2 separate regions of the Homo sapiens genome follow, and region 2 is linked to region 1. A link is a loop called in an ENCODE intact Hi-C map of the cell type or tissue named here. Cell type or tissue: B cell. All regions are shown on one strand. Each heading gives the region's core, and the rest is flanking DNA. Links, peaks and the distances in the headings are about the cores only. Region 1 has its middle 110 kb from the start of RPS6KA3. Region 2 has its middle 54 kb from the start of RPS6KA3.

The links. Peaks named below come from ENCODE experiments on the same cell type or tissue, not always from the same donor. Only the 100,000 strongest peaks of a DNase experiment are listed, where the experiment ranks them.
Region 2: a loop joins it to region 1, with 6 times the contacts of the local background. A loop is called at or near these places in 5 of 110 quality-filtered maps.

The regions. Positions count from the first base shown.
Region 1 is chrX:20,372,746-20,378,129 of GRCh38, reverse strand. No RefSeq gene overlaps it. Among named protein-coding and RNA genes, the nearest start is that of RPS6KA3, 110 kb to the right of the region's middle. In B cell, for the core only: no CTCF peak of the experiment used is centred there; a DNase peak (open chromatin) is centred at 2,769; H3K27ac peaks cover 1,352 bases.
Region 2 is chrX:20,318,599-20,323,982 of GRCh38, reverse strand. No RefSeq gene overlaps it. Among named protein-coding and RNA genes, the nearest start is that of RPS6KA3, 54 kb to the right of the region's middle. In B cell, for the core only: no CTCF peak of the experiment used is centred there; a DNase peak (open chromatin) is centred at 3,042; H3K4me3 peaks cover 389 bases; H3K27ac peaks cover 1,027 bases.

The sequences.
Region 1 (5,384 bases), core at 72-5,071:
AACAGGGGAGAAGGAAAAACTTAGGCTACTATAAGAAAGGTGAACGCTGCTGCCTGTTTTCCCATGGTGTGGATTTATTTTAAGAGAACTCACTATTTTTATATTACCTGTAGAGCAAATCTCAGTTATCAGAAAATCTTAGGTGATGTGTCTTCCAGGTTTAAGCACAAAACTTCTTCTTTTAATTTTAACCAGCTCACATGGATGAATCTCAAGCATTATGCTTAATGAAAGAAGCCAGACAAAGGACTACATACTATGGTTACAGAACAAAAAGTGTACAAAAGTCCTACAAATACACACCTGGTAAATTATGCCTCAATAAACCTGTTTCTATTTCTTTTCATCAGTTTGGATTGAAATCTTTTGAAATTTTATTACACGCCATCTTGAATTTTCTGTAGCTAAGCATAATCTTACCTTTATTGATCTGGGATTTGAACGGAATTATGAATTCTAATGATTATTCTCTTCTGTAGAAAACTGATACCCTCAGAGTTTATTTGCCCCTACACCAAATGGTGCTAGATGACTGTGCTTTTGGAATCTCTATGACTGCTTTATAATTTTTCTTTCTCCCTCCTCCTATAAGCTCTCAGCAGTGACTCCCCCCGTGGATATACTCTCCCAAAACAACATTTCTAAACTGCTGCTTCTAATCTGTTGTGAACTGTTGGGGATAGGAGTGAAAGCAGATAACAATGTTGATAAGAACTGTATGTGTGTTGAGTACAAATAAATAAGCTCTGAATAGGAGTCTAGGGCCAGGTGTGGTGGCTCACGCCTGTAATCCCAGCACTTTGGGAGGCCAAGGTGGGTGGATTACTTGAGGTCAGGGGTTCGAGACCAGCCTGGCCAATATGGTGAAACCTCGTCTCTACTAAAAATACAAAAATTAGCTGGGCATGGTGGCGGGTGCCTATAATCCCAACTATTTGGGAGGCTGAGGCGGGAGAATCCCTTGAGCCCAGGAGGCAGAGGCTAAAGTGAGCCGAGATTGCACCACTGCACTCCAGCCTGGGCGACAAAGCAAAACTCTGTCAAAAAAAGGTCTAGAAAGCGTCTATAATAAAGTGAATCAGCTTTTGTGCAAGGGTTGAGTGTTATCTGGTTTAGCTACTAAGAGGTCTGTTTTACTTATTTGTTAGTTCTTGACTAAGTTCTTGAAAGGTCAGTTTGCTGTATCACTGCACTCATTTGAGGAGAAGTGTTATTATACTATTTTATTCATACACGCAGTCACACATACATATTTATACATCAAAAAACAAAACAAAACAAAACAACAACAACAACAAAAAACACTGCTTAAGCAACAAGCAGAAAGGAAAGCGCCAAAAGAAACTCTCCATTCTGGATAATTCAGAATAGGTAGAGCATAGAATACTACAGTTTAATAGCAAAAATGGCCCTAAGGGGTAAAAAAGAATATATTTTTATTTCTTCAGTTAGACAGAAAGAATATGGTTCATTGCCCACAGGATAAGGTCTCATTTGAATCAACCAACTGATAATGCCAGGAAAGCATTTTTAAAAGAAACACAAACAGTAAGGGTTGTTTTTTTTATCTCTTCATCAGACAGGGCATTTGATTAACCTTTTTTTCTAAGATAAAAGAGGCAATTACGTGAATATCCTGTTGTCTGTGTATCTGCCAACAATGTAACCATTTAAAATCTTTGTAAAAATAAGGTGATTTCTACACTCACAAATCTAGGAAATTTTGTTAATTCATTCCTAGAGGCCGTCGTAATTAGTGCAATATTTAAAATGACAGGAAGTAGTAATGAAGCTTTGGAGTTCCGGCATAAAATGGCATCATGAGTAGAATGTGGAATTTCAAGTCTTGGCTTCTCTTCTCTGTGCTAAAATCTGCACAGTTCAATTTGTGGATGACATTAGTTACATTCGTCAGACATCCTCATTTTGCATCTCTATCTGCCCTGTAATTGCTATCATTTTCAGAATGGCTTTGTAAGAATGAAGGCATTCATTTCAGATTTATATTCTTCTATTTTTGAACTGCTATTTTGTGTCAGGCACTGTTCAGGCCCTTTTAATCCTCAGAAGGCTAGGTACTAATATTATCTTCATTTTGAAGCTGCAGAAACCAAGGCTCAAAGAGGTTCAGTAGATTTCCCAAAGACACATAGCTAGCAAATTGGGAGCTAGTGAATCTGAAGCTAGGGCACCACACTAACGTCCATAAGCTCATTGACATTACTTTTACTAAATAAAAAGTAGAAGCCTCCATTTCCTTTCAATCGTCATAGCAGAGAGTCTCTGTGAGGTCCACATCTTTGTATTTTTAAAAAATTAATTCCACCTCTTGTGCCTTTGCTCATCTGAATTACTATACTGTCGTCTTTTTATTTGTGCCAACAAAGTATTTTTATTAAATGTGAGCCATAATCTGCTATATCCAGGAATATAGAATTCTCCCTATAATGGGCCAACTTCTTCAGAAGTTTCATTGTGAAAATGTCAGTTTCACCCTTTCCAAGTATAAAGATGGCCACCACAAGGCTAAGCTTTATAAAACTCACCAAAAGAAAACTGACTTGAGGTCTTCATTTTCTGAAATACTGAACAATCCTCCCTCCCCTCATCAGTAGAAATGGTCATCAAATCTTAATATGAAACAAATTTGACTGTCTTAGCAGATTCACATGATTTGAAGAACCGAAGTAATAGGAACACTTCATCAATCCCTCTACTTCCTCTTTTTATGATTGCATGTAGTTTTTAAAAAAAAAATTGGCTCTGCCTCTCTTTTCAAGTGACGCTGTAGAAACACAGAGCTTTGAGGAAGTTTTGCAGAGAAAGAAACCGTGGCCCAAAATGCTGGCTTCAGTCTCATAAATTGATGTGAGAGCCAGTCCTGAAGTTTGCTCCTGTCATCTTCCTCTTGTTTCATGCGACCTTGGGCTGGCCTCATTCCCACTTGTTTTCTCTTGATATCTGGCTTTCTTCAGTCTCCCTGTCAAACTGCTCAAAGAGAAAGCTGTGTTCACCACTTCCCTAGCAGAAATGTCTTCCAAAGTTCTAATAGGTACCCATTTGCTTCTCTTAATGATACTTGAGCACTGCCCTGCCGGTGTTGACTTTCCAGATCATCAGATAATGAATTGAGTCACCTCTATGTGCCATGTGGCTGGGACATCAGTTGCTGACTAATGAGAAATTCAATGAAAGGCAGGGAAGCAACTCTGGGGCATGGAAGCAGAGAAGTAAGATATCAATTCTCTTGGTACAATCCTACTTATATTTATCAGGGCAAGATAACCTACCCCATTGCCAAAATCTTAACAGGAAAAGAGAAATGAGAATTCCTTATAGCTCTCACTAGTCTTGTTTCAACTTATACCTCTTTTTAAAATTATAAACTAAAATGAAAGCAGGAATGACAGTAAGGAGAGAAGAGTGATGGCCCTAAGATACAAGAGGAAGTTAAAAGCGGAACATCGAGTCCAAATTTCCTACACTCCCTGATAAAGAGTTGGCTCTCTTCCTCTACATAAGCAGGAAGACTGCTCCAAGTAGTTGGCCACCTGTGAAATATTGCCCCATGCTAGGTTTTCATTGGGAAAAACAAACACAAGCCAAGTTTCCTCGCGTAAAATGCAAAACACAATACATACCTCAGAGTGTTGTGAGAATTGTATGATATAACAAATGTGAACATGCCCCAGCATAGGCCTGACACACAGAGCACATTTCTGGAATGTTAAGGCATGCAGTGAATATGGGAGCTTCATCGCTGGAGCCCCCTTCAGTGGAGGGCTCCTCATACCTGCTGCTGAAAATGCTGTCAGCAGGCAGCCTCCAGCTGCGGGCTCCTCTGGAGATGCCTCAGCTGCAGAGAGACTCCTGGGCCCTAAGGCACACCCTTCCCAGGGCAGCCTTGACCCTGGAAAGGCAGGAGTATGAAGGCCTGACCATTTAGGCTTGACACAGGGCAACTTTGATGGGCCGTTTTAGTAGCCCACCTCTCTCATGGGAGCTGGGCCCTGAGCTGGGCCCGCTTCACAGGCCGACTTCTCTCTCCCCTTTCCTCTCCTCCCTTCCACAGGTGTTGGCCTCAAGGGCACACTTCATAAACATCCTTCCCACTAAACTCTGTCTCAGAGCCTGCTTCTTGGAGAACTCAACCTGTAGTAGGAGAATATGGAAACAAATCAATAGTTGGAATTTAGGGTTTGAAATGGTGTGTAGCTCTGGCTGGTATTACTAAACTTGTCCAAACCTATTACCACAAGACCTATGCAGCACCAGAAATGCAGCACAACTTTAAAAAATTACTCAGGTTAGTACTACTTGGTAAATGGGACTGGGAAATTTGATGCTGGGAAAATTGATTATTTAGAAAAAAAAAACCATAGATAGAGGCCTCACTTTCTATATCTACCAATTAATTTTCAGATACATTTGACGGTTAGAGGCATCTTTTTAAAATATAAGAAAAGGAAAAGAAAATAGAGGTGGGTATTTAGCCAATTTTTGCCTTTTATGAAATTTTAAAAGTAATTTTCACACAGGTGTTAAAATTTTAATTTGTTTTTGAAACTTAGAAAGTTATAAAAGTACAAAGAAAAACATAAACTCCTCTAGCCCCATCACCCAGAATTAACAAGTTGATTATTAACAAAATTAAGGTTTTATAATATTTGCTTGTGCTTATCTGTTAACATTTGCACGCATGATATTTTCTCAGTTTGAGTGCTTGGATGCAAGAGAGCAGAAAAAGGATTTACTGGTTATTGAGTCAGTAGCAGATAGAAGGAAAGTCTGGAGATGGTTTCATAAGATGAGCAAGTGCAAAGACAGCTGGACAACAGGAAGCACAGCCAGGTTACAGCACAGGAACAGTTTTAGGTGTCACCATCGCTCCTACCTTCCCTGCACATTAGACACCCCCGCTTCTGGCCTCTCAATGTGCTGTTTCAACCACGAGTAATTTTTCAACTCTTCCTGAATTTTAGCATCACTCTCTCAAGATTCAAAGTCCATTCAGGTGGCCTAGGTTGCACTCTAGCTGCAAAGGCCGGGGAGAGGGCGTATCTGAGCCCCTTACAGAAGCAAGACACTGTCTCCCAAAAATACTCACAAAATAGGAGAGTGCTAGTTATGAAGCTATTTTATCGCTGCTTCAAGCGCAGGCTCCTGTATATCCCTTTGTGATGTCAGGGCTGAGACTCTCTTTTTCTGTAAACTTCATTTCTCCTTCATCACTTGCTCCCTATATTGACTCTGCCAATAGAGGACCCTAAAAGTCTGGGGAAGAAAGAAAGGTCAATGTTCCATCCTATTTACTTCCTATGCCTGTCAGCATTACTTTAGTAATGCTTTTTCACCCCAGCAGTGGTGATTCATGCCTGTGGTAG
Region 2 (5,384 bases), core at 283-5,282, 54 kb after region 1:
TGCCTTATTTGGCTGTACGAGTTGTTTCTGGATGGTGACATGCTGGAGTTTAAAAGGCAATGGGAGGTGGGTGTGGTGGCTCACACCTGTAATCACAATTACTTGGGAGGCTGAGGTGGGAGCAATGCTTGAAGCCAGGAGTTCAAGACCAGCCTGGGCAAATTAGGAGACCCTATCTTTACAAGACTTTTAAAAGTTAGCCAGGTATGGTGACACATGCCTGTAGTCTCAGCTACTCAGGAGGCTAAAATGGGAGGATCACTTGAGTCCAGAAGTTTGAGGTTATAGTGAGCTATAATTGTGCCACTTCACTCCAGCCTGAACAACAGTGAGAACCTATCTCAAAAAAAAAAAAAAAAGAAAGAAATAAAAAGAAAAAAGGGGGCAAGAAAAGGCAATGGGCCCACGGACTCTGGGCTCCTCTAGCCTAGAGGACATCTCACTCTTTTCAGGCTGCCAAGATCACCAAGAAAAGCCAGACAAGTGATGAGGAGTAGCCTCTACATCCCTGTGTTCTTTTCTATACATCTGCATGCCTTGTTTGCTGCTTTGGGAGAAAACAGAAGTAAAAGCAACCTAAACTTGAGCTCAAGTCGTCAATCTGGCTCATCTTTGCCCTCAAGCCAGAATCTAGCCTAATCTCTCTGTAATCACGGTCTAGTTTGGCACTGGGGCTGCCTCACCCAGTGAATTCTGCTATCTTCTTCCATTCTGAAAATCTGGAACTGACATCTACCTATGGGCCTACTGGGTGCCAGCAGGTTTTATGTGTTATGTGGAGGTTATCTTTCCCCACCTGGAGATGATAATTTGAAGTTCTATGAGAAGTTGAGATCACACCATTAAGGGCAGAGCTGTCTTTACACTTCCCCATTGTGAGGACAGCAGAGTCGACAAGTAGTGATCACAGGAGACCCCAAGCCCCTGGTGATCTCACACGTTCTCCAATCCACAGCTCTCCTTCCTCCTGCTCACCTATTCTTACCCCTGGCCCACAATGAACTAATCTGTCGGAAGGTAAATCCCGGGTCTGTTCAAGCCTCATACAGTGATCAGCATAACTACGGCCTAGAGTGAGAGACCATTGGTTTTATTTCAGTTCCGCCACTGACTTGTTACAACATTCTTTAGCGTTCATGCTGACAGACACTCCAGAGTGGTAACAGCATAGAAAATGCTGACAAACTGGGCACAACTGTTTGTTTACTCATATTGATAATAACTAGTATTCACATCGTACTTTGCAGTTTGCAGTGTTCACACAAACCTTGTCTCACTGATTTTCAAAAGAACTCTCTGAGATAATCAGAGAGTTGTTATCATCTTCGTTTTACAGAGGAAGAAGCCATGGCTTGGAGAAATGAAGCAACTGGTAATAAATTAGTATGGCAAGAAAGACAGTAAGGGGGCAGGGAACATAGCAGACAGCTCCTCTTGACACCTTTAGGAAGCAGATGAATAAAACTCTAGCTTAATGGTGTCTCCCAGGGTGCCCTTCCTGCTCCCCTGATAATTTCCATTGATTGGACCTATCTTTTTAAATCTCAAACTCTCACAAGTCTATAAATTGGGGTCATCGTTAAAAATAAAGAAACAGATTCAGAGTTACTTGCCCAATATCATACGGCTCAAAAGATCTCAGCAAAGAAGCCAGCTCTAATAAGACAAGAGAGCTCATGTTCTTCCCTCTGTCACAGTCTTTTCCTAAAGTTACAATCTCCCTGGGTGACATTGCTCACACCTAACATGTTAACCATTAAATCTGTCTCCAACCTAGACTTCTTTCCTGAGTCCCAGATCTATTTGTACAACTGCCTAGTGGAAATCTCCTCTTAAGTGTCCCATACACATCTCAAGGCCAACATATCCTAACCTGAATTCATTATACATCCCCCAAGCCAGCTCCTCCTTGAGGTCTTCCAATTGCTGACATCTACCTAGGGCCTACCTAGTTAGTAGCACCATAATCTAGTCCACTGGGCAAATCAGAAACATGGAAGTCCTGTGACATTTCCTCTTCGACCCCACAGCCAATCAGTGAGCCTTCTCAAGCCTTTCTCCTAAACATGTCTCCAATCGTTCTTCTGCTTCCGCTCCCAGTGTCTCTCAGTCCTTTATCATTGGCAATAGAGTCCCCATTGATTTCCTTGCCATGAGTCTCAGCCCCATCCCTCCCTCCCAGGCTCAAATTCCTCTCTGCCTGACCAAGTGACCCTCTTAGATTTGGCCCCTGCCTAGCTACTGTGCCAGCCTCATTACCCTCACTTTACCTCTGGCACATTGTGTTCCAGCAAACCCAAAGTATATGCAGTCCACCAACAGCCATGTACCTTCTGCCTAGAATGCCCTGTCCCCATTTCAGGGCTCTGTTCAACAACTACTGTCACTTCTTTTATTCCATCCCCCAGGGAAAGTTCCTTGCCGTCTCCTTTGCAACAACATTGTACCTTGAACTTGCCCCTTATCACCTTGAACCACAAATCTTGGCTTACATGCCTGCTCCTCCTGCCTACCATACTGGGAGATCCTTGAGAACAAAGACCAGGTCCTACCTATCTTTATAGGTGCAGCACCTAGCCCAGTGGTCAACACTTAGTAGGCACTCCATAAATGTTCATGAAATGTATGCTGGAATTGATCACCACTGCATTTTAGAATATGAAGGAAACTTAAAGTGAATTGAGTCCACTCCAAAGCCTAATTTTACAGATAATGATACCAAGGTTCAGGGATGATGTGACTTGCTGAGCTACATAATGCCTTGGCAGCAATGGTAATAAATAGATTCAAATCTCCAGAATGGATTCACTCCTTTATTAGTTCTTTTTCCGTGATTCCTCATTGCCTCTCAAACTCAAAGCAGAAAAGCCATTGAGCCTCTCAGCGTCTCTGTTTTCACTCATAGACAACGGAAATTACTAATGCCTTCCCTTTCTACAGCATAGGGATTTTATTTAACTACGGTTGAATGCTGTCTGTAAAAATGCTTTGACTTCAGAGAGAGATACACCACAGCCGCGGCTCAGCAGCCCACCACTTTGATTTCAACTTCTCAGTTTACTCTCTCACTTCCTCTATTGACTTTTCCTCTCATGCAGCCTGCAACCCAGCAGAAGCTGGAAGAGAAAGAGATTTGTGATTTCCTCTTACCCCAACTCTACTTAACGAAGAAGAAAGGTACTGTAAATAAAATGAAACAAAGGTTCGTGTACAACTGCATACAAAATATTGCTATTGATTACAAGTTCAGGATGAGAATAAAAGGAGGTTCATGTTTGGAGTCTTGCACTGGGAATGATTATGACACTACTCAGAGACTCCACATCCGTCCGTATGTACATATGTAAATAAAATAGGCTGCCAAACCTAGGAGATTTTTTAAATTCTGACATTCTTTTAAAAAGCAGGAGGATGACAGTTAACTTGGAAAAATAATATCGTAAAAGACAAAGAAAGGCTGTCGAAATGTTCCAGATTAAAGGAGGCTAAAGAGACATGACAACCAAATGTAACACCTGACCCTACCGGATCTTATGTTGGAGGGAAAAGATGCCATAAAGGACATTATTGGGTCAATTGACAAAATTGGAATGAGAACAAAAGATTAAATAAATGTGTTGTATCAATATTAATCAAATGGAAGTTGATAACTCTATTGTGATTAGGTAACAGATTATTCTTAGGAAATACTCACTGAAGTATTAAAGACCCATAATGTATGTAACTTACTCTCAAATGCATCAGAAAAGCATTGTGTGTGTTTGTGTGTGTGTGTGTGTGTGTGTGTGTGTGTGTGTGTGTGTGTAGAGAAGATATACAGGCAGATCTAAAGTAAATGAGGTAAAATGTGTACAGTAAGTGAATCTAGGTAAAACATATGTAGATGATATTTGTACCATTTTTATTCTTGCAACTTCTCTGTAAGTTTAAAATTATTTCTGAATGAAAGTGTTTTTTTTAATCATGTCTGGGCCAAGTGTGGTGGCTTATACCCACTGAAAGTAATCCCACTGCTTTGAGAGGCTGAGGCAGGAGTATCACTTGAGTCCAGGAGTTCGAGACCATCCTGGGCAACACAGAGAGACCACATCACTACTAAAAATTTTTTTAATTAGCCAGGTGTAACAGTGAGCACCTGAATTCCCAGCTACTTGGGAGACTGAGGTGGGAGGATTGCTTGAGCCCGGGAGTTCGAGGTTGCAGTGAGCTATGATCACACCACAGCACCCCAGACTGGGTGACAGAGTGAGACCCTGTCTCAGGAAAAAAAAAAAAAAAAAAAAAAAAAAAAAAGGATGTCTGCACAAGACTTTGCATTTGTGATATTTAACAAGTTCAATTGTTATATCCATATTCATCCATCTATCTTCAGTAATCATGTCTCCAGCACTATGCTAAAATGCTGTAGAGATTGAAGAGAGAAATAGGCATAATTTTTTCTTTAAGTAGTTCATTTCTACTTTAGAAGAGAGGACACAAACACATAAATAGACAGAAATCATGATAAGCAGCAAATGCTGAAGACCAAATGAGTAGTAGCGGCAAAGGGAAGACGAAATGGAATTTCAGGGCTTTAGGGAGGAGGTGGAAGTTGAGTGAGGCCTTTGAGCAGGGACTGGGTTTGGAAAGGAGCAGAAGAGCAGAAAGAGCACTCCAAGTGGAGAGCACAGTGAGACCCAAGCTGGCAAGGTAGGAAAGCACACCCTGTTGCGAGCAGTATGATTTAAGAGGTTTCACTGGCAGTGGGGTGGGGAGGATCAGGGTAGGAATGTTAGTTGGGGCCAACTGCGGACACATGGAAATACCAGGTTAAGGAGTCTGGAGTTGATTGCAGAGGCCAGAGGTCAGCAACAGCTTAGAAGTGCTGACCCCTCTTTCTTCTGCTTCTAGACAACACAGTTCAAGCTGGGAGTGGGCTGTGTCAATGATGGTGGAAGGACACCAAGAAGGATCCAATATTTGGAAACATCTCCTTCATAGATCCTACCAATCAGGAATCCATTTGAAAACACAACTATCTTTCAGAAGCAAATCTGGTAGTTATTGTTTACAATTAAGTACACTTTAATCAGTTAAACCCATGACTGTGTCAGTCACACTGAGGGAATGGAAACGTTTAAAGGAGGATAAAGAGCAGTAATTTTGGAGAACTGGGTGAAGGAAGGCTGACAGGGCAGGTGTATTAATGAGGGTAATTAATGGTAGCTGCTGTAACAAAAAAAAGTCTCAGCAATTTAACATAGTAAAGGTTTATTTCTCATTCATTAATGTCAAAATCTGGTACAGGTGGGGCAGCTCTCCTTAGTAGGTGTCTTCCAATTAGTGACTCAGAAATCAGCTGCTATCTTGTGAGGCTGCCATCTTAAACCCATGGCCTCTGAAAT